Linked DNA regions of Homo sapiens: region 2 is linked to region 1. A link is a loop called in an ENCODE intact Hi-C map of the cell type or tissue named here. Cell type or tissue: Caco-2. All regions are shown on one strand. Each heading gives the region's core, and the rest is flanking DNA. Links, peaks and the distances in the headings are about the cores only. Region 1 overlaps LOC105373737 (a long non-coding RNA gene). Region 2 has its middle 8.8 kb from the start of TLK1.

Region 1 (15,824 bases), core at 2,912-10,911:
ACACACAAAGAAAAGGCCATGAAAGGAGACAGCAAGAAGGTGGCTGTCCACCAGCCAAAGAGAGAGGCCTCGGGAGAAACAGAACCTGTCAGCACTTTGATCTTAGACTTCCAGCCTCCAGAAACATGAGCTTAAATTTTTATTTAAGCTACCCAGTCTGTGGTATTTTGTTATGGTAGCCCTAGCAAATTAGTATACTCTGTCTTGGGACTTCAATTACATATATATTAGGCTACTTAAACTTATTCCACTGCTTATTGAAACTGTTTTTTTTTTTAGACTTTTTTTCTCCCTCTGTTTCATTGAGAACTTTCTTTCTTTTTTTTTTAGTTTCCTTCAAGAAAAGATTTATTGCATATTATTAGTGATTATGTTTTACAGCAAAATTAAATATATATGCGTTTCACAAACACAAAATGGGAATCAAGGCATCTATCAAATTTAAATGTTGAACCAAGTCTTAGTTTTCAGAATTCAGTAGCCAGTCATGGTTCTGCACCAGGGCCACCAGTCCATGATTTCCAGTTGTTGAGGATCTTTTCAGTAATTGGAACAAAATCTTCCTTATCTGTGACAATTGTTTCCACATAAAACCCTTTTGGGGGTTCAGATAGTTCACTGGGTACTTCACTTGTTGAGCCATCCTTTTGCTGTACTTCATCACCTGACAACTTCGCCATTTTCTGGCCAAAGTAAACCATTGAGCCCACCAGAGACCGGGTGCCAATCCCATAGATCACCAACTGATCCCATAGACCACCAACATCCACTGGTACCGGGCCGTGAACTGGTTTTGATACATGGGTACACTGGCGAGGGCCTCGATTCTCACAGGCCCACGGTGGAGGCAGCTCCTTGTGAACTTTCTATTGCTGTGTCTTCAAAATCCATAATTTTTTCTTCTGCATTGTTTAATCTACCATTATTTCCATGCAATGGCACTTACATTCCCATCCAATGGCACAATACATCCAGTGTATTTTCATCTCAGATGTATTTTTATCTCTAGAAGTTTGGTTTGGGTATCTAAAGTTTTTTTAAAATGTTTGTGGGTACATAGTAGGTATATATATATTTATGGGATACATGAGATATTTTAGTACAGACAGGCAATGCATAATACTCACAGCAGGGTAAATGGGGTATTTATGACCTAAAGCATTTATCCTTTGTGTTACAAACAATTCAATTATATTCTTTTAGTTATTTTTAAATGTACAATAAATTATTGTTGACTGTAGTCACCCTGTTGTGCTATCAAATACTAGATCTTATTCATTCTAACTATATTTTTGTACCCATTAACCATGCCCACACTCCACCCCGCCTCTGACTACCATTCCAGCCTCTGTTAACCAACCTTCTATTCTCTATCTCAATGAGTTCAATTGTTTTAATTTTTAGTTTCCACAAATCAGTGAGATTATGTGAAGTTTGTCTTTCTGTGCCTGGATTATTTCACTTAACATAATGATCTCCAGTTCCATCCATGTTTTTGCAAATGACAGGATCTTATTCTTTATTCATGGCTGTATAATACTTCATCATGTATATGTACCACATTTTCATTACCCATTTGTCTGTTAATGGACACTTAGGTTGCTTAGGGAATCTAAATTTTTTATTAATATATTTTATTTTTTAGAATAGTTCTAGTTTACAAAAAACTGAGAAGAGGCTGGGCGTGGTGGCTCAGCCTGTAATCCCAGCATTTTGGGGGGCTGAGGCGGGCGGATCACCTGAGGTCAGAAGTTCGAGGCCAGCCTGACCAACATGGAGAAACCCTGTCTCTACTAAAAATACAAAATTAGACAGGTGTGGTGGCACAGGCCTGTAATCCCAGCTACTCAAGAGGCTGAGGCAGGAGAATTGCTTGAACTCAGGAGGCCGAGATTGCGGTGAGCTGAGATCACGCCATTGCACGCCAGCCTGTTCAACAAGAGCGAAACTCCATCTCAAAAAAAAAAAAAAAAAACTGAGAAGATAGTTGTTGTGAACTGACTCATGTCCTCTCAAAATTTATATGTTGAGGCCCTAGCTTCCAAAGTGACTGTATTTGGAGACAGGACTTTTAGGGAGGTAATTAAGGTTAAATGAGGTCAGAAGGGTGAGACCCTAATCCAATAAGACTGATGTCCTTATTTTAAAAAAGAGAAAAGACACCCCTCTGTCACTCTCCCTCTCTACAAGTGTAGGGAAGAGGCCATGTGATGACGCAGCAAGAGGTAGCTGCCTACAAGCCAGGAGGAGAGTCCTCAACAGAAACCAGCCCTGATAACTCCTTGATCTTGGACTTCTTGCCTCCAGAACTTAAAGAAAATAAATTTCTGTTGTTAAAGCCACCCAGACTGTGGTGGCTTTTACGGGCAGTCTGAGCTGATTAATGCAGTGCACAGGCTGGGCACAGTGGCTCACACCTGTAATCCCAGCACTTTGGGAGGCTGAGGTGGGAGGATCATTTGAGGCCAGGAGTTCGAGACCAGCCTGGGAAACATAGGGAGATCCCATCTCTGCAAAAAGTAAAAATAAATTAGCCGGGCATGATGGCACGTGCCTGTGGTCCCAACTACTCAGGAGGCTGAGGTGGGAGGATTGCTTGAGCTCAGGAGGTTGAGGCTGCTGTGAGCTGTGATCATGCCACTGCACTCTAGCTGGGTGACAGCAAGACCCTGTCTCAAAATAAATAAATACAGTGTACAAATATATCTGTTCAAACTATACTTTCAATTCTTTGAGGTATATACCAGAAGTAGAATTGCTAGTAGTTCTATGTTTAATTTTTGGAGTGACTGCCATACTGTTTTACATGTGATTAATTGTTAATAATAATAAAAACAAGGCAGCAGTATGTTGTTTAAAAAATCATAAAACTAGAATTTTAGCCATGCCTTTGCTACCAGCTCACTTCACTATGTGACCCTGACAAAATATTAAATCTCTTGGGGCCTCAGTGTCCTCATGTGATACAAGAGTTGTGCCGAATGATTTCATGGTCACGTCAGTGCCAGTGTTTCTTGATTCTATGATTCTAGGTGCTAGGACACCTGGGATCCCTAGTTGTGCATATTTGACAATACTACTACTTTTTAAGTTGCCTGCTATTAAGGGCTGAGACAGGGTAAGGTCCCTAGTGGGCTGAATTGAGTGTGTGGTGATCTCCAGAATGGCCAAAGGCAAAAGGCGCATCGAAGATTGGGACAATAAGGGTAATGTCAGTCATCAAAACTAAGGGTCAGGAGCAAGGGCTTTGTATAGGAGCCAGGGATCCCAGGAAGAGGTCAGGCTAGAGGTTGCCAAGCTAGACTGCAGAGCTGAGTGGTGACTGGCTTCCTTATGTTGGCCATAGGTGGTGCTGGACCCCAGAGTTCTGTTAGACTTCTCTGTGTCTCAGTCTCCCTTGCTGTAAAACAGTGCTATTAATTGCTATTTTTCTACCAGTTAGGCTAGAGATAAATGGAAATACAAACTTTGGAAAGAGCTAGACCTTAATTTTTTTTTTCTCAAATAAAAAACTAAATGTTAAATTTATTTAAGTTGGAGTAAAAATAAAAATTGGTGAATTTGAGTAAGAGTATATGGGAGTTCTTTGCACTATTCTTGCAGCTTTTCTGTAAGCTTAAAATTACATAATTGGATTCATGTGGACATAAAGATGGGACCAATAGACACTGGAGACTCCAAAAGGAGGAAAGGCGAGCAAGGCTGAAAACCTTCCTATTGGGGACTATGTTCACTATCTGGGTAATGGGACCAATAGAAAGAAGCCCAAACCCCAGCCCCATATGACATACTCTTGTAACAAATCTACACATGGACCCCCCTGAATCTAAAATAAAAATGAAAATGTAAAGATAAAATTACATCAAAACTTTAAGTTCCCAAGGAAAAGAGGAAAAACTTATTTAAGAAGGAGAGCGAGGCCAGGTGCAGTGGCTCACGCCTATCATCCCAACATTTTGAGAGGCCTAGGCAGGAGGCTCACTTGAGCCCAGGAGTTAAAGACCAGCCTGGGCAACGTAGTGAGACCTTGTCTTTACTAAAAAAAAAAAAAAAAATTTAGCTGGGCGTGGTGCCACACACCTGTAGTCCCAGTTACTCAGGAGCTGAGGCAGGAGGATAGCTTGAGCCCAGGAGTTCGAGGCTGCAGTGAGCGGTAATTGTGCAACTGCACTCTAGCCTGGGTGACAGAATGAGACCCTGTCTCAAAAAAATAAAAAAGAAAAGAAAAGAAATTTACCCACAGTTTCTTTAGAGTTGATTTTGGCCCAGCATGGTAGTGTGTGTCTATAGTCTCACCTACTCTGGAGGCTTAGGCAGGAGGATCATTTGAGCCCAGGAGTTTGAGGCTCCAGTGTACTATGGTCATAACTGTGAATAACCCCACTGCAGGCCAGCCTGGGCAACATAGGGAGATCCGTCTCTAAAAACAAACAAACAAAAAAAGGATTGATTTTGTATGCATAGATGAACTGCTTCCAAGGCAAAACATCCAAATCATATTAAAATGTCTTTTAACATTGACCCTGAAAGTACATCCAAATACCAATGTATTCGTATCAACAACTCTAATTTGTCATTAAAAATTCAAGCAGCAACACTTCCAGATTTATCAGCTGATGATAAACACTTTCATTGTACACTTAAATATTGTGAATTTTATTATGTCAATTGTAATCAATAATTTTTTTAAAAAGGAAAACTTTAAAAATAAGTCATTCCTTTTTATTGCCACACTATTTTTATCCCAGTGGATATCTGGTGTTAGGATCGCAGTAACTGCCATTGGTAATAAATAATAAACAGCATCAATTGATGAATGTTGAACATGGGACACTTGGAATGACCTAAATTCCCACCTTCTCTCTTTTGTCAGTATAAATTAAAAATAAGAGAGAGCAGGTGGTTAACATAATGGAATTTGCTTCACCAGGAGGCTGCTGTGGTGAATTATTTGATCTGAAATAAAAAGGTGATAACGATGGGGATCATTTGAGATCAGATGTATCAACTCTCCTTTTTATTCTAGAGCAAATATTAGAGGGTTGAATGATTCTCAAGCTGTAGATATTTCTCAGGTCTATTTTTAAGCTCAAACTGGCTCTTTCCCAGAAAGAAGAGAAACAAAAATCTACTGGCAGTAAAGCCTTTACCTTTTTTCATTGAATTTTCTGAGGGGATTTAAAAAAAAAATCTTCTAAAAATCCAGGACAGATGGAGCATTATGAAGAACACTGCAAAACAGAATACTTTCAGGGAGTACTTAGAAGAAAATAAAATGTTCAAAAAGACCTTGTCTTCAAAAAAAAAAAAAGAAAAAAATCGGTTGACTAAAGACAAAGTATCTGATGTAGTAAAACATTTGCCCCATCTAGGCGCGGTGGCTCACGCCTGTAATCCCAGCACTTTGGGAGGCCGAGGCAGGTGGATCACAAGGTCAGGAGATGGAGACCATCCTGGCTAACACGGTGCAACCCCGTCTCTACTAAAAAAAGTACAAAAAATTAGCCAGGCGTGGTGGCGGGCGCTTGTAGTTGCAGCTACTTGGGAGGCTGAGGCAAGAGAACGGCTTGAACCCGGGAGGTGGAGCTTGCAGTGAGCCGAGATTGCGCCATTGCACTCTAGCCTGGGAGACAGAGCGAGACTCTGTCTCAAAAAAAAAAAAAAAAAAAAAAAAAATTTGCCTTTCTTTGAAGGAACTGAAAACAATGAAACCCAGTCACATTAAATTGTTCTCAAAGTTGGTGTATCAGGCACCAGTCCAAAGGATTTCCACCCGAAAAGTTGGTAGAATTCTTTTTAGCAATAAGATAGTTGAATGATTTGGGTAATGTTGCAGAGAACTGGTAAAAATGTTGCTCATTAACATTCATTCTCTCTTTTTCCTAACTCTAAAACTATTCTTTAGCTATCAGAAAAGTTAAATTTAATACAGTGTAAACTCTCCAAGGGGAAAGGAATAGCAGAAAAATTCCAGATGTCTCAGCCCTGTTGTGTGCTCACAGAGGTTGCACAATTTCCACTTGTAGATGGGTGAAAAGGTGTTAGAATCAGTTACCTGGCTCTTTGTAACATGTAAAGAATGTGAGGTGGCCTATGCCAGCCTGGAGGGAGAGTGAGAAGGGCTCTGAATGTTGACATTACTTCCCAGTTCACCATGACTCATTCATCTGACTTGCTACCAAACCATTGGGAATGAGCCAGTATAAGGGAACATGTTACAGCAGCCAGTGAAATAGACCAAAAAACTGTCAGTCCCAGGAAAGTACTGGAGAGGAGAATTGCAAGTGTGGTGGCGAATCTTTGCCAAACAGATACAGTTGATTTTTTTTTTTTTCCTTAAAAAGTCACACTTGACAAATCCTTCCTGAGTTTCAAGGGGAAAAGACACATAAACTTCCGTTTTGCTATCAATAAAGGTAGCAGGATATAAAAGGCTTAAATACCATCTTAAGAATAAAACATAGAGGCAACATGGCAAGCTATAGCAAGAAAAGAAAAAATAAAATAAACGAAGAAAAAGAAGTGCAGTGAAAAACAACAAAAGAAAAATCTTCCTTGAAGGGAAACTGGGAGCACATTTCCTTGGCTGAAGATCCAGTGTGAATAAAAGGGGGAGAAAATAACATCTTGATAAGACCAAATGAAATGGCAAACCAACCTTTAGTATTAATGAGCTTGTCAAGAGATCTTTAGATGGGTGATTTGGAGTGCTGGCATTTTGACACCTGAGGCTGTTTACTAAGCTTAAAGGAATTGGCAAAAGTCTCAAAATGCTTTCAAAATCACTTCATTGTGATTCTCTTTAGATGAGCAAAATCAAATAGATGCCTATAGCTCATAGATGCCTATAGCTCATAGATGAGGGGGTATGAAAAAGCATGAATGTGTTGTTGTAACAAATCCAAAGTGTTTGTAAACCATTGTCTGTGTCTTTGAATGTTTGGAATTGCAGGATGATTGCAGAAAGGATGACCTACAAGTGGATGGTCAGATCTGGCTGCAAATGGATGTCTGAAAGAAAACGGGGATCCTAGGAAACCCATCACAGCCCTCTATGAGCTTCAGAAACCAGCAAGGTTAATTATGTCATTGCCTCTAAGTGAATGCAGGTGACATTGTTTTGATAATTTGATGAACATGCCTCCTCCAGGAACAGTGTGATCCAAGATGCCAGGTCCATTTCAGGGCCTGAATCAGATGTCCGGAATCTCAAAAAGACTGGGAATTAGAACTGGGTTCTCAAGGGGAAGGACTTCTTAAGGGAAATTTTTTTCTTGGCTAAAGAGACACTCAGGAGGAAATGTCTTTTCTTTTGCTGCCATTGAATGACTAGATCATCTATCTATCTCTCTCTCTGTCTATCTATCTATCTATCTATCTATCTATCTATCTATCTATCTATCTATTGTTATATTCAAAAAATATTTTCTCAGCATCTACTGTATGCCAGGGATTATGGTAGGTGCCGGGGATAAAATTAGTTAATAAGACCCGCACGGAGTTTACATTCTAATGAGAGAGTCCCAAATAAACAAGTACGCAGATAAATATTATACTTACAGATTCTGAAGAGTTCTGAAGAAAAAAAAGAGGGTGATGAAGAGTGAATAAAAAGGTGACTAAATTGAGTAAAGGTCCCTTTAGTCAGAGTGGTCAGGCCATGAGAGGCAAGTCTTGAGTGAGAAAAAGCTAGGCCTATGGATGAAAAGCAGTGACAAGGAAGGAAAGAGTATTTCAGTTAAAGGGAACAGCAAGTACAAACCTATGAAGTAGAAAAGAAGAGGCATGCTCTACAGTGGTTGAGTCAAGGGAAGAGTGATAGTAGATGAGGTTGCAGGGACAAGAAATTAAGATTTTATTCTGAGTGCATTGGGAAATCATTAGTGGCTTTTAAGGCAGAGAATAAGGTTAGTCATATTTTAGTAAGATCACTTTGGCTGTTACATGAAAAATGTATTGGAGGAGGACAAATACGGAAGCAGTAAGACCAGTTAGTTGGTACCAGGTGATAGTGACTTGTGCTGTTTATCCCATTAATACGGTTTGGATCTGTGTTCCCACCCAAATCTTGTGTTGAATTGTAATCCCCAGTGTCAGAGGTGGGGCCTTGTGGGAGGTGATTGGATCATGGGGGTGGTCTTTCATGAATGGGTTAGCACCATATCCTGGCGAGGCTCTCCTGACACTGAGTGAGTTCTCATGAGTTCTACTTGTTTAAAACTGTGTGGCACCTTACCCGCCCCTCCCACCCCACCCCCAGCACTTCATCCTGCTCTGGCCATGTGAAGCTCTTCACTCGCCTTTTGCCTTCTGCCATGACTGGAAGCTTTCCGAGCCCTCCCCTGAAGCAAATGTTGCCATGCTTCCTGTATAGCCTGTGGAACCATAAGCCAATCAAACCTGTTTTCTTTATAAATTACCCAGTCTCAGGTACAGGTATTTCTTTATAGTAGTGTGAGAACAGACTAATATACCCACCGAGAGGGAATCTCTACACCTCCTTCTCTTGACTCTGGGCATGCGTGTGGCTGCTTCTACCAATAGAGTAGCAGTGGAACCAACCCCGGGACATCCACATTTAGATCATAAAAGGACATGGGAAGCCTCTGTCTTGTCTGCTAGGACATTGCATGGTCTATCACATAAGAAGTCCATCTCAGGCTAGGCTCTGTGGCTTACACCTGTAATCCCAAACTTTGGGAGGCTGAAGTGGGCAGATCACTTGAGGCCAGGAGTTTTTTTTGTTTTTTTTTTTTTTTTTTGAGACAGAGTTTCACGCTTGTTGCCCAGGCTGGAATGCAATGGTATGGTCTCAGCTCACTGCAACCTCTGCCTCCCAGGTTCAAGTGATTATCTTGCCTCAGCCTCCTGAGTAGCTGGGATTATAGGCACACACCACCACACCGGGCTAATTTTTGTATTTTTAGTAGAGATGGGGTTTCACCATGTTGGCCAGGCTGGTCTTGAACTCCTGACCTCAGGTGATCCACCCACCTCGGCCTTCCAAGTGCTGGGATTACAGGCATGAGCCACCGCTCCCAGCCCGAGGTCGGGAGTTCTAGACCAGCCTGGCCAACATGGTGAAACTCTCTCTCAACTATAAACACAAAAATCAGCTGGACATGGTGGAACGTGCCTGTAATCCCAGCTACTGGGGAGGCTGAGGCAGGAGAATTGCTTGAACCCGCAAAGCAGAGGTTGCAGTGAGCCAAGATCTTGCCAATGTATTCAGCCTGAGGCAACAGAGCGATACTCCGTCTTAAAAAAAAAAAATAAGTCCACCTCAGCTGGGGACGGTGGCTCACACCTGTAGTCCCAGCTACTAGGAAGTCGGAGGAGGGAGGATCACTTGAGCCCAGGAGTTCAAAGCTGCAGGAGCCATAATCACACCTCTGCATTCCCATTCTAGCCTGGGCAACAGAGTGAGACCTCATATAAATAAAAATAAGGAAGCCCACCTATCCTGAGACTGCCCCGCTATGAAGGAATCCAAGTCACATGAAGTGTAAATGTTCCATTCAGCAGTCCCAGCTAAGGTCCCGGTCAGCAGCCAGCATTGACCACCAGATGTGTGAATGAAGAGGCCTTCAGATGATTGCAGCCCCTATTGTTAAGGCAACCCCAACCTCCGAGTCTTCCCAGCAGAGGATTCAGCTACTATGGAGTCAAGATAAGTCATTCCCACTGTACCCTGTCTGGGGTCCTGACACATGAAGATTGGAAGTGGTTTGTCACATAGCAATAGTAACTGAAACACTGGGAGAGGGACGTCTTTAAGAGGAGAAATTAAGTTCCCAATGAGATTTTAAAGATGTACTAATGAAACAATCAAGTAGAGATATCAAGTAGTTAGTTGGACATGTGAGCGTAAGCAGACTTCTTGGCTGGAGATATACTAATGGCAAACAGCATATGGATGTCATTTAATTTCCCAGGCCTGGGTGAGATCACCTACAGCAGGAGGTGGACAGAGAAGAGGAGCTGGTTCAAGACCTCATTCTGAGGAAGCCCAGTATTTAGAGGTAGGGAAGAGAAGGAAGAGCCAGAAAAGGGAATTGAGACAGAGTGCCCAGGGAGGCAAGAAAAAAAAAACACCCAAGAGAATGGTTTGTCACAAAAGCTGAGAGAGAACATTATTTCCAGAACAAAGAGAGCGGTCAACTTTGTGGGAAACTATTGAGAGTCAAAAAAGATAAGAGAAAAATGGTCATTAGATTTGGCAACAAAGAGATCACTTGAGACCTTGAAAAGAACAATTTCAGTGGGAGTGGATGGGGCAGACACATAATGGGGGTTTTGATCTCTCAGGGAAAGAAGAGCAGTCTATTATTTCAGAAAAAGTTGGATCAGCCATGCCATATGCAGCTAGCTTAAGTGCTACTGAAACGACACAATTTACCTGCTTAGACAAACAGCATAATGTAGCAAACAGCATAAATTTTTAGCATTAGACAGAACTGGGTTGAAATTCTACAGACAAATTACTTAAACTCATTATGGTTCAGTTTGTTTATCTGTAAACTGCAGAGGAAAAAACCACTTTTCTTCTATTCTCCTAGGTTCTACAGTTAGGAACCTAGAAATTGAACTGACAAAAGACAGGTTAACAAGAGAAAAACAGAGCTTATGAATGTGTGCAATGCACATGCATTTGGGAGAAACTCAGTGATGAGTGTAACTTGCAGGAGTAGTTGTTATGTAGCATCGTAACAAAGATGCTACATAAAAACTACTCAGTGATGAGTAGTTTGCAGGAGTAGTTGTTATGTAGCATCGTAACGAAGAATGGTGTATTTGTAGAGATGTGGCAAAACGAAGGAAAAGGGGTTTAAGCTTTTGGAGTGACAAATTGTGGGGAGGTAAATATGTGGAGAGAAACTAATGGAAAATAGGAGTTATTTTATTAGGGTTTACTATGTAGGTACCTTTTGGTGCTATCTCTGGGCTAGAGTTATCTCCTCGTCTCTAGTGATTATGAGTCTAAGAGTTTCCTCTTCCTGGTATGCGAGAGAGAGAGAGAGAGAGAGAGACGCCTTTGCAAATGTATTTTTTTTTATTAAAAAAATTGTTAATTGCAGAGATGGGTGTCTCGCTATATTGCCCAGACTGGTCTCAAACTCCTGGCCTCAAGTGAGTCTTCTGCTTCGGCCTCCCAAAATGCTGGGATTACAGGTGTGAGCCGCCAAACCTGGCACAAATGGAAATTTACGTCCTACTTTTAGGCAAGTAGGGAGGAGGGCAGAGATACTTCTTGGCATGTGCTGCTTCTCAACTGTTTTCAGCTCAAAATAATCCTTATGCAAAAGTTCATATTTTGGGGTGGCATATTCTAATCACCCCCCCAAAATAAGAATAATACTTTTTCATAGGGTTGTTGTAAGCATAACATGAGAGAACATTTTAGCATAGCAGTAAGCATATGTAAGTTGCTTAAGCTCATTCATTTAAAACATACTTATTAAGTGCCTACTGTGTACCAGGCCCTGTGCTGAGTGCCTGGCATACAAGGATGAAGTCTCAGTTCATGATCTGCAGAAATGTATAGACTAGTGAGGAGACAGACCTGCAAACAGTTGCATTACAGTAAGATTATTGCTTCAGTAGGATTGTGACAAAGGAGAAGAAAACCTGAATGAGTCTGAGGGGATCAAGAAAGGCTTCACAGAAGAAGCAGTATTTTATCTGTGACTTGAAGACACGGGGTGGATTTGCCAGGTGGACAAGCTGGGGAGGGTGTTCCAAGTAGAGAGAACATTGTATACAAAGCTTCAGGAATGGGACTGAGCATAGCATGCTCTGGAACCAGATAGCTGAGTGCTACTGGAGTAAAACTTGTGTGGAACAGGTGGAGGTGTGGTGGTAGGAAAATAGTGAGGGATGGGGCCAGACAGGTAAAAAGAAATCAGAGGATGGAGAGTCTCATTTGCCACGAAGAGGAGTTTAGATGTTATCTGAAGGGATCAGGAGCCACTGAAGTACTTGGTAATAAGGAAGTGAAAAAAACGTTCTTTTTGTTGTTTTTTAGAAATGAGGTCTCAGTCCGTCACCCAGACTGGAGGGCAGTAGTGCGATCATGGCTCAATGCAGCCTTGACCTCTTGGGTTCAAGGGGTCCTCTAGCCTCAGCCTCCCAAGTAGCTGGGATTACAGGCAGGAGCTGTGACCCTGACGACAAAATCATTCTTATGCGTGGAAGGTGAACTGAGAGTTTGCTTAGCTTTGTAAAATGCCCTAATCTTTGCACTTAAAAAATGGTGCCTCTGACCAATGCTCAGCAGTATATGTGCTATGATTTGTCTTTTCAATTGTTCCTCTGAACTATTCTTATTCTCTTGTAGGGAGATATTTGCAGACCAATTGAACAGAATAGAGAATCCAGAAAGAGACCATCTAGAGGAAAGACTAACTTAGCTTGCCATTCTTTCTTTAGAGAATGATACCGATGTCATGTAAAGCAATGATCAAAGAGTACATATCCAGCCTGGGCAACATAGTAAGACCGTGTCTCTACAAAAAATAAAAAATTAGCCGGGAGTGGTGACATGCACCTGTAGTCCTAACTACTCGAGAGGCTGAGGTGGAAGGATTGCTTGAGCCCAGGAGATTGAGGTGGCAGTGAGCTATAATCGCACCACTGCACTCCACTCTGTCTCAAAAAAGAAAAAAAAAAGGACATAGCAAAAACAAAAAAATATATATATGGAAAAAAGTATTAAAGACAGGTGATTAATCGTGATATGATGATATTATCTAGATTTTATCGTATTTGATACTTTATGATATTTTATGACAATTTTGATATTTATAGTCTTAGAAATTTGGTTTGATGTGCTTTCTCATTCTAATTCATTCTTTTTGTTTTTTTAAGAGATGAGGTCTTGCTGTGTTGTCCAGACTGGAAAACAGTGGCTATTCACAGGTGTGATCATAGCACACTACAGTCTCAAACTCCTGGGTTCAAGTGATCCTCCTGCCTTAACCTCCAGAGTAGCTGGGCCTATAGGCATGTGCCACTGTGCCCAGCTATTTAATTTTTTTTTTTTTTTTTTTGAGACGGACTCTCGCTCTGTTGCCCAGGCTGGAGTGTAGTGGCGCGATCTTGGCTCACTGCAAGCTCCGCCTCCCGGGTTCACGCCATTTTCCTGCCTCAGCCTCCTGAGTAGCTGGGACCACGGACGCCCACCACTACGCCTGGCTAATTGTTTGTATTTTTAGTAGAGACGGGGTTTCACTGTGTTAGCCAGGATGGTCTCGATCTCCTGATCTCGTGATCCGCCCGCCTCGGCCTCCTAAAGTGCTGGGATTACAGGCGTGAGCCATGGCGCCCGGTCTCCAGCTATTTAATTTTATTCTTGCACCTACTTTTGTGTCATAATTTTGCATTTTTTTCTTAAAGAAGTACATGCTTTTTCTTAAAGAAGTTTCTAAAAACTGAATATTCATTAGGTCCCACAAAATCTGGGTAAGTGTCTGAGTACTGCACTATCCTTTATTGATTTCTCTAAACCTGCCTGCAATTTTGTAAATAGTCATTTTATTAAACTCTTCTCAGTTTGCCCATGTCCTCTGTTTCTAGGACCATGACATTCAACAATGTTCATGTTGGTCATAATCTTTGTTCATCACTTATACAATAGATTCTCTTGTATGTATAAAGACATTCACAATAATAAAAAGGATATGTGATATATACATATATACATACATGTATACACATACCACCTGTGTGTGTGTGTGTGTGTGTGTGTGTGTGTGTGTGTAATGTCTATGCCAGTGCCATGTATAGATACTTAAGTAATTGTTAACAATACTTCCTGGAGAGAAACAAGGGAATAGGGGACAGAGATTAGATGAGGAATTATTTCATCATATTCCTCTTTCTTTCTTTTTTTTTTTTAATTTTTAATTTTTGTAGAGATGGAGGTCTTGTTATGCTGCCCAGGCTGGTCTCAAACTCCTGGGGTCAAGTGATCCTCCTGCCTCAGCCTCCCAAATTGTTGGGATTACAGACATAAGCCACTGTGCCCGGCCTGTATTGCCCTTTCTTGCCTAAACTTTTTCATGTTTATATATTTGTTTCTCAAATTAAATTTTGATTTCATTTTTGTTCAAACAGATTCACTAGGTACTTTTTGAGGGGGAGGAGTCAAAACTTAAGAGTTAGGTTTCATTCAAGATTAATCAGTATGGTTTATTTTCATGTTCTCATGACAGTGTTCCCATAGTTGGAGGACTTCTGGAACTGGTGAGCAGTCCATCAGGTAATGGGCATAAAAGTAGCACTTTTCACTTTATTCAGATCTTACCTTTGTTTGAAAATATTCTCTGAAGTGCTTCCTATGAGGACAGATTACATTATTAGAGGACTATGTTGATTTTTATTCACTTTGGGGGCACTCTCCAGAGTTCCACAGGAATTTCCAGACATGACATGAAATGCCCACATTTATTTCACAGATCTCCCCGGCCATATAGCTGAGCCTCAGTGTTGCACCATCAGGAAACAAGAACATGCGCGCTGGGAACCTGGAAATAGAAAATAGATCCCAGCCCCATCCAGCTGACTGAGACCAATGCCTGATTCCCCAGCAGGGCAACCTGCCAGAAGTAGAGTCTGTAGTCCTCAGTAACTCTCCTGCAGGGGTTCCCCTCACACACTCCACTTGTGCAGAAGACTAGAAAGATGGCCAGAAACATAAAAAACACATCACGCTGCAGAGCGGTCTGCCTCTTGGCCTGCTGGGATGGCAGCCCTGGCGCCAGGGAGGCAGCTGAGGTATGGAAAGTTATATTAGGAAGAGAGGAAAGGGAAATATAGCCCCACAAACCCAGAAAAGAAAGAATGGAGAAATGGGGCCTCCAAAGTTGAATTCCTGGCCGGGCATGGTAGCTCATGTCTGTAATCCCAGCACTTTGGCAGGCTGAGGCAGGCAGATCACCTGAGGTCGGCAGTTCGAGCCCAGCCTGACCAACATTGAGAAACCTCGTCTCTACTAAAAAAAAAAAATTAGCCGGGCATGGTGGTGCATGCCTGTAATCTCAGCTACTCGGGAGGCTGAGGCAGGAGAATCACTTGAACCCAGGAGGTAGAGGTTGTGGTGAGCTGAGATCGTGCCATTGCACTCCAGCCTGGGCAACAAGAGTGAAACTCCATCTCAAAAAAACAAAAACAAAAACAAAGTTGAATTCCTGGCATGGAGAAACCCCATCTCTACTAAAAATACAAAATTTAGCTGGGTGTGGTGGTAGGTGCCTGTAACCCTAGCTACTCAGGAGACTGAGACATGAGAATCGCTTGGAACCCGAGAGGTGGAGGCTGCAGTGAGCTGAGATCACACCACTGCACTCCAACCTGAGGGACAGAGCGAGATTCTGACTCAAAAAAAAAAAAAAAAAAAAAAGTTGAATTCCAACCAGGTGCAGTGGCTCACGCCTGTAATCCCAGCATTTTGGGAGGCCGAGGTGGGCAGATCACGAGGTCAGGAGATCGAGACCATGCTGGCTAACACAATGAAACCCCATCTCTACCAAAAATACAAAAAATTAGCCAGGCGCGGTGGCAGGTGCCTGTAGTCCCAGCTACTCAGGAGGCTGAGGCAGGAGAATGGCGTGAACCCGGGAGGTGGAGCTTGGAGTGAGCCGAGATCGCGCCACTGCACTCCAGCCTGGGTGAAAGTGCGAGACTCTGTCTCAAAGAAAAAAAAAAAAAAAGTTGAATTCCTTGGCTCTTACAGGCATGTGCCTGCAATGTATCTGCTTCAGTCACCCAGTGCCTCAGGAAAGCAAATGATTTCTGGAATATGGTAGCTGACGATACTTTCCTTT
Region 2 (15,824 bases), core at 7,341-15,340, 110 kb after region 1:
TCCTAATTTGGTTTCTCTTTCCAATAACCATGCCCTTCCCTCCTCTCAAGACACTTAGGATTCTGTATGCCGAGGTCTCTCACAAGGGCTTTCTGTCTTGAGGTAGCAGTACTTGTTCTGTTTGAGGAACAGCTTTAAGAAGCCCAATGAGGTGGCTAATGCCTGTAATCCCAGCACTTTGGGAGGCTGACGCAGGTGGATCCCTTGAGCCTAGTAGTTCGAGACCAGCCTGGCCAATGTGGCAAAAAAACCATCTCTACAAAAAATTTAAAAATTAGCCAGGCATGGTGGTGTGTGCCTGTAGTACCAGCTACTCTGGAGACTGATATGGGAGGATCCTTTGAGCCTAGGAGGTCAAGGCTGCAGTGAGCTGTGATCGGGCCACGGCACTCCAGCCTGGGTGACAGAGTGAGACCCTGTCTCAAAAAAGAAAAGAAAAAAGAAAAGAGGAGTCAGGCATACTGGCTCATGCCTGTAATCCCAGCACTTTGGGAGGCAGAGGCAGACACATCACTTGAGGTCAGGAGTTCAAGACCAGCCTGGCCAACATGGCAAAACCCCATCTCTACCAAAAATACAAAAATTAACTGGGCATGGTGGCAGGCACCTGTAATCCCAGCCACTCAGGAGGGTGAGGCAGGAAAATTGCTTGAACCCGGGAGGTGGAGGTTGCAGTGAGCCGAGATTGTGCCACTGCACTCCAGCCTGGGTGACAGAGGGAGACTGTTTTAAAAAAAAAAAATTAAAAAAAAAATAGGCCGATGAGGTGAAGCAGAGAGTGAGCAAGGCAGAGAATGCTCAGAGAGGAGGCTGAAGATCTAGAACAGAGGCCAAGTCATTGTGGACGCTGAGGGCAATGTAGGGCAGGAATGCAGGAGTGGAAGCAGGGAGACTATGAAGTTATTGTTTTAGCTCAGTAAGAGATGACGGTAGCCTAGAGTGGTAGCCATGAAGAAAAGGAGCAATGGTAATATTAGAATATGCTTTTAATGCGTAGCAGATCAGAACTTAATTATGTGGATGTGGGAAGTGTGGAATCAGACAATTCCTAGGATTTCAGCCTCAGCAACTACTAACTAATGGGGCCATTTACAGAGATGGGAAAACTGGGGAAAGAACAGGTTTGGGGGCAAAAATCAAGAGTTCCGTTTTGGATATGTGAGTTATTAGACAGCCCAAGAGAAGCCATGCTAGCCGAGGTTGGAGCTCAGAGAGTGGTCAGGGCTGGAGACATGTATTCTGAACTAATCTGCATAGAGATGGTTTTTAAACCCACACAGTGTGCTGCTCAACACTGGTCCCAATTAGAATCACCTGGACTGCTTTAAAACCCTTGATATCCCGGCCGGGCACAGTGGCTCACACCTGTGATCCCAACACTTCGGGAGGCTGAGGCGGCCGGATCACCTGAGGTTGGGAGTTCAAGACCAGCCTGACCAACATGGAGAAACCCTGTGTCTACTAAAAATACAAAAAAATTTAGCAGGGCATGGTGACCCATGCTTGTAATCCCAGCTACTCAGGAGGCTGAGGCAGGAGAATCGCTTGAACCCAGGAGGTGGAGGTTGCAGTGAGCAGAGGTCGCGCCATTGCACTCTAGCCTGGGCAACAAGAGTGAAACTCCGTCTCAAAAACAAAAACAAAAACAAAAACAAAAAAAAAACCTTGATATCCTGACTCCAGCCCCAAAGATTCTGATACAAAAGGGGCCTGGATTTGGTATTTCTTTTTAAAAAGTTTCTCAGGTGATTCTAATGTGCAGTCAAGGTTGAGAACCAGGGTCCATGGGAGGTAGTTGTGGCCATCAAGGTGGGAGGATAGTGTCCCAGAGGTCAAATAAAGACAGAGGTTTAAGAAGAAGGGAGCAATCAGCTGAATCAAATACTGCTAGGAGGGCTAGTTAGATAAAGACTGAGAGGTAACTGTTAATTAGGAATGATGAAGTGTGTTACAGATAGAATGGGAGATAACAAATGGTGCTCCAGTTTTTCTTCATTGTGTATGTACAGTTGTCCCTTGGTATCCATAGGGGATTGGTTTAAGGACCACCTTCCCATACCAAAATTCATGGATACTCAAGTCCCTTATATAAAATGGTGTCATATTTACATACTTAAAAACTTTAAATCATCTCTAGATTACTTATGATACCTAGTACAATGTAAATGCTCTGTAAATAGTTGCTATACAGTATTGTTTAGGGAATAATGACAAAAAAGAAAAGTCTGTACATGTTCAGCATAGAATGCAACCACTACTATTTCTTTTTTTTTTCAAATGTTTTTAATCTTTAGTTGATTAAATCCATGGATATAGATACCATGAATACGGAGGGCTGAGTGTACTTTTTTTGAAACAATCTCACTCTGTAGTTCAGGCTGGAGTGCAGTGGCACAATCATAGCTCACTGCAGCCTTGACCTCCTGGGCTCAAGCAATCCTCTCACATCAGCCTCCCAAGTAGATGGGACTACAGGCTTGCACCACCGCACCTGGGGCTGATTTTATCCATTTTGTATAGAGACGGGGCCTTGCCGTGTTGCCCAGGCTGGTCTCAAACTCCTAGCCTCAAGCAATCCTCCCAACATGTTGGGATTATAGGCATGAGCTACTTCACCCAGCCTTGATTGTACTTACTGAGTGAAGTTGGGAGTCATAAGGCATTTTATAAATAAAAATCATTTAAAATGTTAAGGGTAATATTACTAAAAGTTATATTCTAAATCTCCCTTAAAAAAAAAGATGGTGAATCTAAATAATAAGTAGCTACAGAAAATTTGGGGAATTGAGAAAAGGAAAAAAAATGTTATCCAAAAGACTATTGTGTGAACACAATCACCATTACTTAGTCATTGACTAGCTTTCATTTAGTGAATTCCTACTTTGCAGCAGGCTCTGTGCTAAGGATATAGAAATGAATATGACAAAAGTATTTGCCCTCAAGGAACTCAGGGCTTAGTGGAGGAGGAGGACATGCAAAAAATAATTCTAAAACAAAGTGATAAGTGATATAATAAAGATTATACTAGTATGCCATGGGAGCAAGGAGATAGAGAGCTTAATATTGCATGTTAAATAATAATTATGAAGAGTACCTTGGCAAATTAAAAAATTGCTCCGTTTTAATGTTAGTGATAAAAACAAGAAGGAGAATTAGTGTACCCCATGATTACAATCATATAACAATGTGATTCCCCAAAGGTTCTCTAGCCAAGGAGAGGCTTGAGCTGCATCTTGAATGGTGAGTCAAGCAAATAAGATTAGGAAAAGGGTGGGGGAAAGAATAGGTAGGAGTAGGAAATTCCAAGCTGGAGGAAGGCAAAGGAAGTGAAACAGAGTGTATAACCTGTTTGGTCACTGTAATAACTTTCGTGTGGCTGCAGTGTGGGATTCCCATGAGAGAGTAACCAGATATAAAACTGGGAAAACAGGCAGGTGACAACAAGATTAAAAAGATGAAAAAGAATCACATAGTGCTAGAAAGACTAGTTGGAAAGCTTTTGGAATAATCCAGGAGGAAAAATAATAAAAGTTTGAACTAAGGCAATGGAAGAAGGACGGATGGATGGACAGATGAATGAATGGGAGGAGATGGATTCAACAGGCTGTTTAAGAGACACCGTAGTCTTAGGGAGTGGCAAGGGATGGAGGTATGGGAAATGGGGAGCTGGGGGTGACAAGAATGACTCTCAGTTCTCTTGTTTGGATAACTAACTGGGTTCTTGTCTTGGTTCTTATTCCTGGTCATTTCTACCCAAGATAGTGAATATAGGATGAAGACATTTGAGAAAACTGTGGAACATCCAAGGGGAGATGCATAGGGTCAATTCTGAACCTCCTGGAGCTCAGGAGAAAGATGTGGGCTGAAGAAACAAATTAAAGAGTCATCATTGGGCCAGATGTGATGGCTCACACCTATAATACCAGGCTTTGGGAAGCCGAGCGGGGAGGATGCCTTGAGCCCAGGAGTTTGAGAACAGCCTGGGCAACATAGTGAGACCCTGCCTCTGCCAAAAAAAGAAAAAAAAATTAGCTGGGCATGCTGGTGCACACTTGTAGTCCTAGCTACTCTGGAAGCTGAGGTGGGAGGATCCCTGGAGCCCAGGAGTTTGGGGCTGCAGTCAGATGTGATGAAACCAGTGCACTACAGCCTGGGCAACAGGAGTTTGGGGCTGCACTGAGATGTGATGACACCACTGCACTACAGCCTGGGCAACAGAGTGAGATCCTGTCTAGCTCTGTACATATGTGATCCGTATGAGTCACAAGAGTAGATGAGATTGGGCAAGAAAGTTGCATATATATCATTTGTGTGTTTTCCTTTTTAGTTATGTTATTCTAACTGGTATATTTCCTTAGTTATAATAATAGTGAGCATACAAGTTTCTGTTTCCTTTTTCACCCTACATCATACCAAAAGCTTTTGTCATGTTGCACCAGAGTTTTCAAAGTAGTCACAACTGGCTGAATAAAACTATACTAACAGGATATGCTATAGTTATAATTGACTTTGACTCTGTGATAAACATTTTTATTCATAGTATTTCCCCATATTTTGAATTTTTTTCTTAGGAAAGATTCTCAGAAATAGGAATATATGTATGTTATACAGTTAAAGTGGACTATACATATATCCAAATCACTTTCCAAAATGTTTGTACCAGTTTATCAACAAGGTATGAGAATACTAGAGTATTAGTCTGTTTTCTCACTGCTATAAAGAAATACCTGAGACTGGGTAATTTATACAGAAAAGAGGTTTAATTGGCCCACAGTTCTGCAGGCTGTACAGGAAGCATGATGCTGACATCTGCGTGGCTTCTGGGGAGGCCTCAGGTAACTTTTAGTTATGGTGGAAGGCGAAGGGGAAGTAGGCACATCTTACATGGCCAGAATAAGAGCAAGAGAGAGAAATGGGGGAAGGTGGCACTTTTAAACAACCAGGTCTCATGAGAACCCACTCACTATCACAAGAACAGCACGGAGGAGAAAATTCACCCCCATGATCCAATCACCTCCCACCAGGCCCCACCTCCAATACTGAGGATTACAATCCTACATGAGATTTGGGTGGGGACACAGATTCAAACCATATCAACTAGTTTAAGTAGATACTTCCCATAATTTTGTATTGTGTGTGTGGTGTGTCTATATTTTTATTGTATTTGTTAAACATTTTATTGAAGTATAACTACATGTACCAAAGTGTACAAATCTAAATGTATATAGCTTGATGAATTTCCACAAAGTAAACGTACTTTGTAACCTGAACCTAAACTAAGAAACAGAACATTACCAGTCACTCAGAAGCCTCCCTCCTATCCTCTCAAGGGTAACCACTGTCCTGATTTTTAACCCATAGAATGATTTGCCTGTTTTTAAACTTTATATAAATGGAATCACATAGTATGTAATCTTTCATGTCTATCTTCCTTTGCCCAACATTATTTTTGTACAGTTCATCTACATCATTGTGTTTAGTTGTGATTTGTTAATTCTCATTTCTGCATAGTATTGTATTATGTGAATATTCTATAATTTATTTATTCTAATGAGTACTTAGATAGTTTCTAGTTTGGGGCTATTACAAACAGTGCTGCTTTATGAACATTCTTGTACATGTGCTTTTGATGAATATATGTAACGCATTTTTGTTGGGTATATACCTAGGAATGAAATTGATGGATCACAGATATGGACATTTCAGCTTTAGTGGTTACTGCTACCAGGTACCAATATCCACTTCCACCAGTGTGTGGGAGTTCCCAGTGTTGCACATATTTACTGACATTTCATATTTTTCATTTTAGCCTGTCTGTTGAGTGGTATCTCATTTGCCTTAATTGTTTTGCTGTTGTTGACTAAAGATATTTAGCATTTTTTTTTGCATTTGGTTATTCTTTTTTGTGAAGCAACTGTTCAAGTTTTTGTTTGTTTCTACTATATTATCTATCTTTTCCTTAAAGGTTTTATTTTGCTTTTTACATATTCTGAATACAAGTCCTTTGTCAAATATATGTATTGCAACTATCTTTTTCCGCTCTGTGTTTGCCTTCACTGTCTTTTTTTTTTTTTTTTTGGAGATGAGGGCAGTGTAAGAGTCTCCTATTTTGCCCAGACTGATCTTGAACTTTCAATCTTCCTGCCTCTGCCTCCTCAGTAGCTAGGACTACCTACAGGTGCATACCACTGCACCCAGCATCCTTTCACTGTCTTTTCTTTTTTTTTTCCAGACAGGGTCTCACTGTGTCATCCAGGCTGAAGTGCAGTGGCGTGATCTCAGTTCACTGTAGCTTTGACCTCCCTCCACCTGCCTTGGCCTCCCAAAGTGCTGGGATTACAGGCATGAGCCACTGCACCCGGTCTCTTCACTGTCTTAAAGCAAGTTTTTTGATGATTAGAAGTTCTTTATCTTAATATTGTTTAACCTATCAAAAATATCCCATATGGTTAGCACATTTCATGTCCTGTATAAGAAACCTTTGCCTAACTTAAGATCATAAAAATATTTTTAGATTTTTTAAGAGCTTTATTTGTTTTAATTTTCATATTTACAGCTACAATTCATTTGGAATATATTTTTGTGTTTGGTGTGAGGTAAGGGTCAAAGTACGTATTTTCCCCTCTGGATATCCATTTGACCCAGCCTCATTTATTGAAAAGATTATTCTTTACCCCACTTCACTGAGTATTAATATTCTAAGTTTTTCTTTTTAGTTTAATTGATGAAAAGTAGTACTTCATTGTTTAATTTAAATTTCTTGACTATTTGGGTGGTTTGACATTTGTCCATTGTGTTAATCAAGACAGGATAGGCTATGCTGTAATAGCAAATAAAGCACCAAACAACGTAGGTTTATTTCTCTACATGCAAAGTCTGGTGCCAACTTATGGGGCAGCTACGCTCCCTGCAGTGATTGGAAGATCCAGGGCACTTTCACCTTGTGACTTCGCATCATTATCTGGTCTCTATAGTACCTACCAGAGGAGAAGACAGAGTGTGATGGTGGCGCAATGACTCTTAAGTCTTTTGTCTGGAAGAGACACACCAGATGTCTGCTTACATTCCACTGTCTATACCCAATAACGTGGCCCTATCTCACTGAAAGGAGACTTGAAGGTATACTTTACCCATGTGCCCAGGAAGAAGAGGAAAACTGATACAGTGAGGTAGTGGTTCTGCAACACTCCCATAGTTAGCTAATTTATTTTCAATTTTGTGAATTGTTGTATCTATTGACATTTATCTTTTTGTGTATCTCATGTTTATATTAAATCAAAATAACCTTTAAGCTTTGAATTCTATTTTAATGTAATAATGCTTTTTCTAATTTATTACAAGCTTGCTTACTACATATTTACCTATCCTTTTCTTTGTAGTCTTTTTGTCTTATTTTATTTAGAAGTATTTTTTTATAAGCAGTAAAGTATTGGATTTTAATTTTTAACACAATCTGGGAGGCTTTTTCTATTAATAGGGAATCTACATTTAATAACTAAACTTATCATGGTTAGTCTCACTGCTGCCATGTTTTTATGCCTTTCTTTTCATGTGTGCATGCTGTTTCTTTTCAGTTTTGTCATTTGCTCTGCAGACTTAGTTTTGTTTGCTCTTATTTTCTACTGTGATTTTCAAAGATGGCCATTCCTCTGATTCTGCTAGTGGGTTCCTGAAAGCTTTCCACAAATACTTTAAAAATCTACCTTTGCTTAATTGAATCAATAAAAAGCCAAACAATAGCTTTTAACTATCTGCGGAAAAGAAGGCACCAAACGTTTTGTTTTTCTTCTAGCCCCTGTTAATCCTTCTTTTTCTTGGTCTTCATTAATTTAATCTGGGGTAATAAACTCAGTCATTTGAAAAAATACAGCGTTTTTTTTCCCCATAAAGTACTTGCTATTCCTATAAAACGTTTGGAAAATATTGAAAAGTACAAAGGCTAACAACAAAAATCTGCCATTATTTTACCACAGAAAGACAACCACTCTTAATACTTTGGTATATTTTCAACTGGGCCTGGTGGTGCATGCCTGTAATTCCAATTATGTGGAAAAATCCTTGACCCAGGAATTCAAGGCCAGCCTGGGAAAGATAGTGAGAACTGGTAATAAAAATATTTTGATATATTTCCTTTCATTCTTTTTGTTATACACATTTTATATGATTGAGACTATATTGTATATATATATTTTATGCTGCTTTATTCACTGAGATGCTCTTATAAGCAAACTATTGCTTTTGGTTATTATAAAATCTTCACAAACATTTTAATGGCCTTATCATATTTTATAAGATAGATGAGCCATAATTTATTACCATATGCTTAATATTGTACATTTACGTTATTTTCAATTTTATTGTTACTATAAATAATGTTGAATAGAATTATCTTTGTGTACAAAGAGAAAAAGCACAGACACATTTTTTCTAATTTAAGATTGTTTCTTCCAGATAGATTCCCAGAATGAAATTAGTGGATCAAAAAACAAATTTTTTTTTTTTTTTGAGAAAGGGTCTCACTCTGTTGCCCAGGCTGGAGTGCAGTGGCGAGATCTCGGCTCACTGCAACCTCTGCCTCCCAGGTTCAAGCGATTCTCCTGCCTCAGCCTCCCAAGTAGCTGGGATTACAGGCATGCGCCACCACACCCGGCTTTTTGTATTTGTTGCAGAGACGAGGTTTCACCATGTTGGCCAGGCTGGTCTTAAACTCCTTACCTCAAGTGATCCACCTGCCTCTGCTTCCCAAAGTGCTAGGATTACAGGCATGAGCCACTGCACCCTGAGCACACACTTCCAGAATAACTCTCATCATTATAAATAAAATCTCAATGTAACTATATTGTTGTGATAGTTCTATTAACATTTTAGACTTAGCATCATCTTATCTCCCATTATTGGTGTTTATATTATCTTGTATCTATAGCTAAAGTCTGTTTTAGACACCAGTTCTTTCCAACCCCTATCTTCCAAACTATGAATTCTTTTTATGATTCAGTGATTCATGGTTCATTGAATTATGACAAATCCATGGGAGAATGTTCCTAATTTGCCCCCAAAGTCCTGGGATTACAGGCATGAGCCACAGCGCCCTGAATACACACTTCTAATCAGCACCTGGATCATGAAACAAAAAAATCACTTGCAGCTCAGAATCCCCGCTCTTACTTCATGGTGGCATTTTGACTGTTTATTTTTTTATTTTTTTATTTTTTTTGGAAGAGGAGGAAGAAATTCTCATCAATATTTTACATTCCCATATTGTTTCAAAGTTTCTAAATTCATATGAGGTTATATATGTCTCCTTTGCCATGTATCGAATTAAGAAAGATTTGGCATTTAGTTTTTATTTTCTGGGAATGCATTAAGTAATTCTGAAAATCTTTAAACTATGGAGTGGGAAAGATATTGTCGAAGATCAAAGATATTTGATATTTTTTACGAAAAGAAACTTCCATTTCTTTTGCCTACAAAAAAATTTATGCTGCAGAAACAATGTCCAGGGTAAGATTTTGGGCATTTTTGTTTTTCCCTCTTAATGTGATAAATTTATATTTTGGTTTAATCAGTAAAATTTAGGATAAGTAAAGTGTAACACTAGATTATAATTATAAATTATAATTTATATATTTTTAAATTACTTTTCAAAGTTGCCTGCTTTGTTAAGAGGTACACTATTGATTCAAAATTTGTAATATGAGCACTGTTTGCTTGTTGTACTTTGTTTTTGTAAACATTTCATAATACCATGTCCTTGGAGGATAGCTTCTAGTGCACTTTGGGGGAGGGGATATTATTGTTCTGAAGTTGGTTACAATTATTTAACCTCAGGTGAAATAAATCTAGTAATTCCAGTTTTTGTTTGAGAATCTAGTAATTCCAGTTTTTGTTGTGTATGGACCAAGGGTTTTCTTTTTTTCAAATGGATTGACAAATCTGAGAGAAAACATTTCCATCACTGGAGGGAGCAGAGGAAGTGTAATCTAGCCTATTATATACAAAAGCTTGGAACTATCTCTTCAGGATTTGGAAACCAAAACTTTCAAGCAGTGGTTTTGTGAATTGTGCAATGAAGATAGAACCAACTTAATGAAATGAGAATTCTTCATAATCTAATGTAATGGAGCCATTTGTCTAAGCAACTAATCAAAAAAACTATTGAGGGGGCGTGTTGAGATTGCAGGGTAGGCATCTTAAGAGCTCTGATCTATATTCATACCTTTGGACAAAGAAGGAAACAAAAATTTGGAGGTGAGTCCAGGCAGAGGAGGCCTTGTTGACATTTCAATTCACTCTGATAAGAAGGAAGAAGGCCCAATACTCCTCATTTCAACATTTGTAATGTAATAATTCATACATGTAAGAGTAGATCTAATATATACATGTAGTTTAAAGAGAAAGAATAAGACAAACATACCTCCGTACTCCCACCCAGCTTAACAAGTGGTGCTTTTAGCAGTGTTTTTGAAGTCCCTCTGAGTTCCCATGATCACATGTGCCCTTTTCCTTGAAGGAGGTAACCACTCTGATCTTGGCTTCTCATTTCCATTTTTTTCCTTGTAGTTTAATGTATTCCTGAACAATATATGATTTAGTTTTGAATGATTTTGAATATTTGAGAAGGAATCAAACTGACTTTGTTCTTCTGTAACTTGCTCTTTTTAATGAGCATTATATTTGTGAGCATTTTAATTGTTGTGTAGTATCCCACTGTACAAATATACATATCTCTAATTTATCCATTCTCTTGTTGACGGACATTTGGGTAATTTCCAGGTTTTGACTACTACAAACAGTAGTGCCGCGGACATTCTTGTTCTTATCTCCTGGTGCATAGCAGCAAGAATTCCTCTAGGATACATTCTTTGGAACGGAACTGCCAGGTCAGAGAATCTTCGTCTTTCACAGATACTACCTTACGAAATATCTTTTTGCTTACTTCAAAAGGGCTTGGGTTGCCAGATTTAGCAAATTAAAATGCAGGATGCTCAGATAATTTGAATTTCAAATCAATAAAAAACATTTTAGGATAAATATGGCCTACACAATATTCATAGTTTAATCTGAAAACCCTAACAAGGTCAGTGAACTTTATCAAACCACAAACATTGGGCAATGAAGGATGAGTGTGAAGGGGTGGTGGGGCATTTGGCCTATTCTTCCCCTGCTAGATGGCCAGCCCAGATGTTTATGAGCAGGTTAGCTCAGGGGACTCCAGTGCTTATTAACCAGCTGTGTAGGTAGTTGGTTGGCTCCACAACTGTATGCCAGGCAGGTGCTAGATGTTGGGTATTAACACAACTGTAACCATTACAGAGAAGGGTCCTTGCTCTCCCTAGGCTTTCAGCCAAGAGGGGGAAATAGAGAACAGAGAACAGTACAGCAATGACAAATGTACGATGGGAGCAGTGGTGTGCTGGTGAATGCTTAATAATTGGCTCTGATGGGGAGAAGCAGCTCTAACTTGTAGCTTTTGCTGACCTAGGAGTTATAACTACTCTCACCATGGCTGACTTCAAGCTACAATTGTAACATGTAACATTACTGAATGTGGAGTTGGGAAGCCATGTACATAATCTTCTCCCAGGACATTATGAACAGGCTCCAGTATCCCACTGTATGGGAGTACTCAGAAAGTATACCTCATCCAGTCTCCGGACTCATTTCTTTTTTTTGAGATGGGGTCTCCCTCTGTTGCCCAGGCTGGAGTGCAGTGGTGCAATCTCGGCTCACTGCAACCTCCGCCTCCTGGGTTCAAGCAATTCTCCTGCCTCAGCCTCCTGAGTAGCTGGGATTACAGGTGTGCGCCACCATGCCTGGCTAATTTTTGTATTTTTAGTAGAGATGGGGCTTCACCATGTTGGTCAGGCTGGTCTCGAACTCCTGACCTTGTGATCCACCCGCCTCGGCCTCCCAAAATGCTGGGATTACAGGCGTGAGCCACAGCCCCCAGCCTCTGGGCTAATTTCTTGTTGGTTTGGGGGAAAGGGGCTTAGGTGGCTCAGACATTAATTTTTTCCCTTGAATTTAGAAGTTAAGAGTATAAAATGCATTTTAGTATGTCTATAATATTGGATGCTTTGTAAATATTTTTACTATGGTATAGAAATAGAAAATAGTCTATTAAACATAGTTATAAATTATGATCATCCTATAGATCGGGGCTCAGACCTTCACCTTTTGCATCTGACCTTCCATCAGGAGACCCTTGAAGACTTCTCCTGCATTGCCCTATCACCTGAAACCCAGCTCATTGATCGTCATCATTCATTAATTCCACAACATTGACAGAGCCCTTGGTCTGTACTAGAGGCTTAAGGCCCTGTCCTCATGGAGCACTCAGAACGTTCTCTCTAGTCTCTTCCTGATTCTTTCTAGGCAGGTTTACTACCTTTTACTTGCTCAGTTCATTTCTGTGTTCTCAAGCTGGCTTTCCCTCTGGGAATATTCCTCCATGGAAGATTGCCAGAAAGCTTCCAATGATCTCTTCTTGCTCTTGAGATTTCTTCTTCCCTACAGAGTGGCACGTGTCTCTTTCTGTCTGAATCTGAACTCTTCTGACTTTTCTATATTTTTTCCTATTGTGTAATCTATCACTCTAGCCATCTAATCTTTTTCTTTTTTTTAGATAGAGGTGGGGTCTCACTCTGTTGCCCAGGCTAGTCTAGAACTCCTAGGCTCAAGTGATCCTCCTGCCTTAACCTCCCAAAGTGCTGGGATTACAGGCGTGAGGCACCGTGCCCAGTCTTGATCTATTTTTTTATCGGACATTTTTTGAATGCCCATATACTAGCAAATTTCAAGGTGTGGAGGAGCTTCTCCTTGCCATTTAAAAGTTTTCATTTATTTGACATAATCATTTTATAAAATTATGTATTTGCACAACTTATGTCCAGAGGCCTTCTTTATGCTTCAATTACTTCAATTACTTAAAACGTATTTATTGAACTTTTTCTGAATATAAAAAGAAATACATGATTTGTTTTACAAAATTTGGAAAAGCATACATAAAGAAATAATAACTATGTGATCTCACAGCCCAAGGCTAGTTATTATTAACTTTTTGGGGCACATCCTTCCAGTTTTTTTTCTTTTTAAGAGATGGGGTCTCATCATGTCGCCCAGGCTAGTCTTGAACTCTTGTGTTCAAGTGATCCTCCCACCTTGGCCTCCTGAGTACTTCCAGTGTTTTTGATGCATACTTAGGAATAAATCCAGATCATATCCATTTTTTCACTTACTATAGTGTGAAAATGTTATCTTCTCTGGTATTCTTTGAAGACATGATTTTAAATAATGGCATGACATTCCATTTTCAGGCTAAGCTGCAGTTTGTTTAAATAACTCCCCATTGCCAGTAAAAGCCTTTTTTTTAAAGGTTGGTGAGTGCTGTCTTATCAAAAACCACATGAAGACAGGAATCAAACATTTAATTGTCCTTCTAAGGAAGTATCCACAACAAAAATATAACTAAAGTAAGTTGATCATGTATATGCTGTAATCCTCTAGTTATCATTAAAAATAAACATAGCCAATCTGCATTAAATATAACATGAGTTAGGGTGGACGTGGTGGCTCATGCCTGTAACCCTAGCACTTTAAGAGGCCAAGGCAGGTGTACTGCCTGAGCTCAGGAGTTTGAGACCACCCTGGGCAACATGGTGAAACCCCATCTCTACTAAAATACAAAAAATTAGCCGGGCATTGTGATAGGCATCTGCAGTCCCAGCTACTCAGGAGGCTGAGGCATGAGACTTCCTTGAATCTGGGAAGCAGAGGTTGCAGTGAGCCAAGATTGCACCACTGCACTCCAGCCTGGGTGACAATTAAAAAAAAAAAAAGTACTATGAATTGGCATAAGGATAACTTAAAAACTTGAAGCTCTGGAGAAGGTTGGGAGAAAGATAACCTACCATCATCAAACCTTTTTGGTTGGGCTTTGTTTACCATTTTTGAGAGGAACTGAGCTCTGTACAGTCTCAGAATTGGTAGGAGCTTTAAAAATCACTCAGTGACTCTAACCTCTTTCTCGTAGATGAGGAAATTGAATCAAGTTACCTGCTGAGACTAATACTCAGGTCTCTTAACTTCCTTCCTGTCCCATGTTCTTTTCACCGCAATCTGCTGACTAAGCTTACTCTTAAAAATACAGAAAGAGCATACATTTATCAACATGTCATTACAGAAACTCTGTTCCTCTTATAGTGCATGTATTTAGGTATAAAAATCGAATGGCAAGATCCTGGGTATGTATCCAAGGGAAAGGAAAGCCTATGTCCACAGAAAGACTTGTACATGAATGTTCTTAGCAGCATTATTCGTAACAGCCAAAAAGTGAAAACAATGCAAATGTCCATCAATAGTTTAATGGATAAACAAGTGTGGTACACTCATTCAGTGTAATACTACTTAAAAATAAAAACAAACTATTGATAATGCAACAATGTGGACGAATCTCTCAAAAAAATAATGTCGAGTGAAAGAAGCCAGACAAGGCCTGGCACGGTGGCTCAGGCCTGTAATCCCAGCACTTTGGGAGGCCAAGGTGGGCGGATCACCTGAGGTCAGGAGATTGAGACCAGCCTGGCCAACATGGTGAAACCCCATCTCTACTAAAAATACAAAGTTAGCTGGATGTAGTGGCACGTGCCTGTAATTCCAGCTACTCAGGAGGTTGAGGCAGGAGAATCATTTGAACCCGGGAGGCGGAGGCTGCAGTGAGCCGAGATGGCACTCCAGCCTGGGCAAAACAGAGTAAGACTCTGTCTCAAAAACAAAAAACAAAAAACAAAACCAAAGCCAGACAAGAGTACAAATTGACTGTATGGCCTGCATTTATCTAAAATTCTATGAAATGGAAAGCTACCCATATGACAGAAAGATCTGTGGTTGGAGAGAATGGAAGTAGTGTGGAGGAGGAACCACAAAGAGGAAACTTTGGAGGGTGATAGATACATTCACCATCTTCCTTGTAGAAGTGGTTTCAGGGAGGTATACACATCAAAACTTATCAAATTGTACACTTTATTTTTATTTTTTTGAGACAGAGTCTAGGAGTCTCGCTCTGTCGCCCAGGCTGGAGTGCAACGTTGCGATCTAGGCTTACCGCAACTTCTGCCTCCCGGGTTCAAGCGATTCTCCTGCCTCAGCCTCCCGAGTAGCTGGGACTTCAGGCGCGTGCCGCTACACCCGGCTAATTTTTGTATTTTAAGTAGAGATGGGGTTTCACCATGTTGGCCAGGCTGGTCTCAAACTCCTGACCTCGTGATCCGCCCACCTCGGCCTCCCAAAGTGCTGGGGTTACAGGCGTGAGCCACCGCACCTGGCCAATAATTGTACACTTTAAATATGTGCAGTTTATTTTGTCAATTATACCTCAATAAAGTTGTTTGTGAGATGTCCCTCTTAAGTTTGAAAAGCAGACAAGACTAAAAACTCACTGAAGTATCTAAAGCACAAGGCAACTACAATTACTTCTGGAGATAACTGACAATCAAGGTTCTTTTCTAGTATGATAGTTTATCTGAACAAAACATTACTATGAGAAATGCGAAGTCATAAAAATAAAAAATAGAAACGACATTTTTGTCCCCCTGGTAATCATGCCATTTCCTCTTGTCTGTGCAGTAGCGCTATATCATAATCTTTTTAGTGCTCTATTCAATTTGGTTTTCTAAAGAGAGAAATAACCTTGTTGTACTTTTCCTGAACTAGAGTGCTCTTTTATGTACAAGAAGCCCAATCCCTGGTGTGAGTATACTTGTGTGGGTCTGTAGAAAGCTACACTCTATCTATAAATTTTAGCAAATGCTGTTATTTATTTTGGG

The links. Peaks named below come from ENCODE experiments on the same cell type or tissue, not always from the same donor. Only the 100,000 strongest peaks of a DNase experiment are listed, where the experiment ranks them.
Region 2: it touches region 1 in a loop (6-fold over the local background); 8 of 110 quality-filtered maps call a loop at or near these places.

Annotation. Positions count from the first base shown.
Region 1 is chr2:171,262,471-171,278,294 of GRCh38, reverse strand. It overlaps LOC105373737 (a long non-coding RNA gene), which reads left to right. Exons shown (of 3, transcript XR_923573.3): 2 at 6,953-7,076; 3 at 9,523-12,669. It overlaps LOC107983995 (a long non-coding RNA gene), which reads left to right and starts at 13,375. Exons shown (of 3, transcript XR_923576.2): 1 at 13,375-13,461; 2 at 14,214-14,260. It also overlaps the pseudogene LOC124906093. In Caco-2, for the core only: no CTCF peak of the experiment used is centred there; a DNase peak (open chromatin) is centred at 6,084.
Region 2 is chr2:171,161,759-171,177,582 of GRCh38, reverse strand. It overlaps a transcript of TLK1 not described here. Among named protein-coding and RNA genes, the nearest start is that of TLK1, 8.8 kb to the right of the region's middle. RefSeq lists an enhancer at 4,102-4,431. In Caco-2, for the core only: no CTCF peak of the experiment used is centred there; DNase peaks (open chromatin) are centred at 10,822 and 11,172.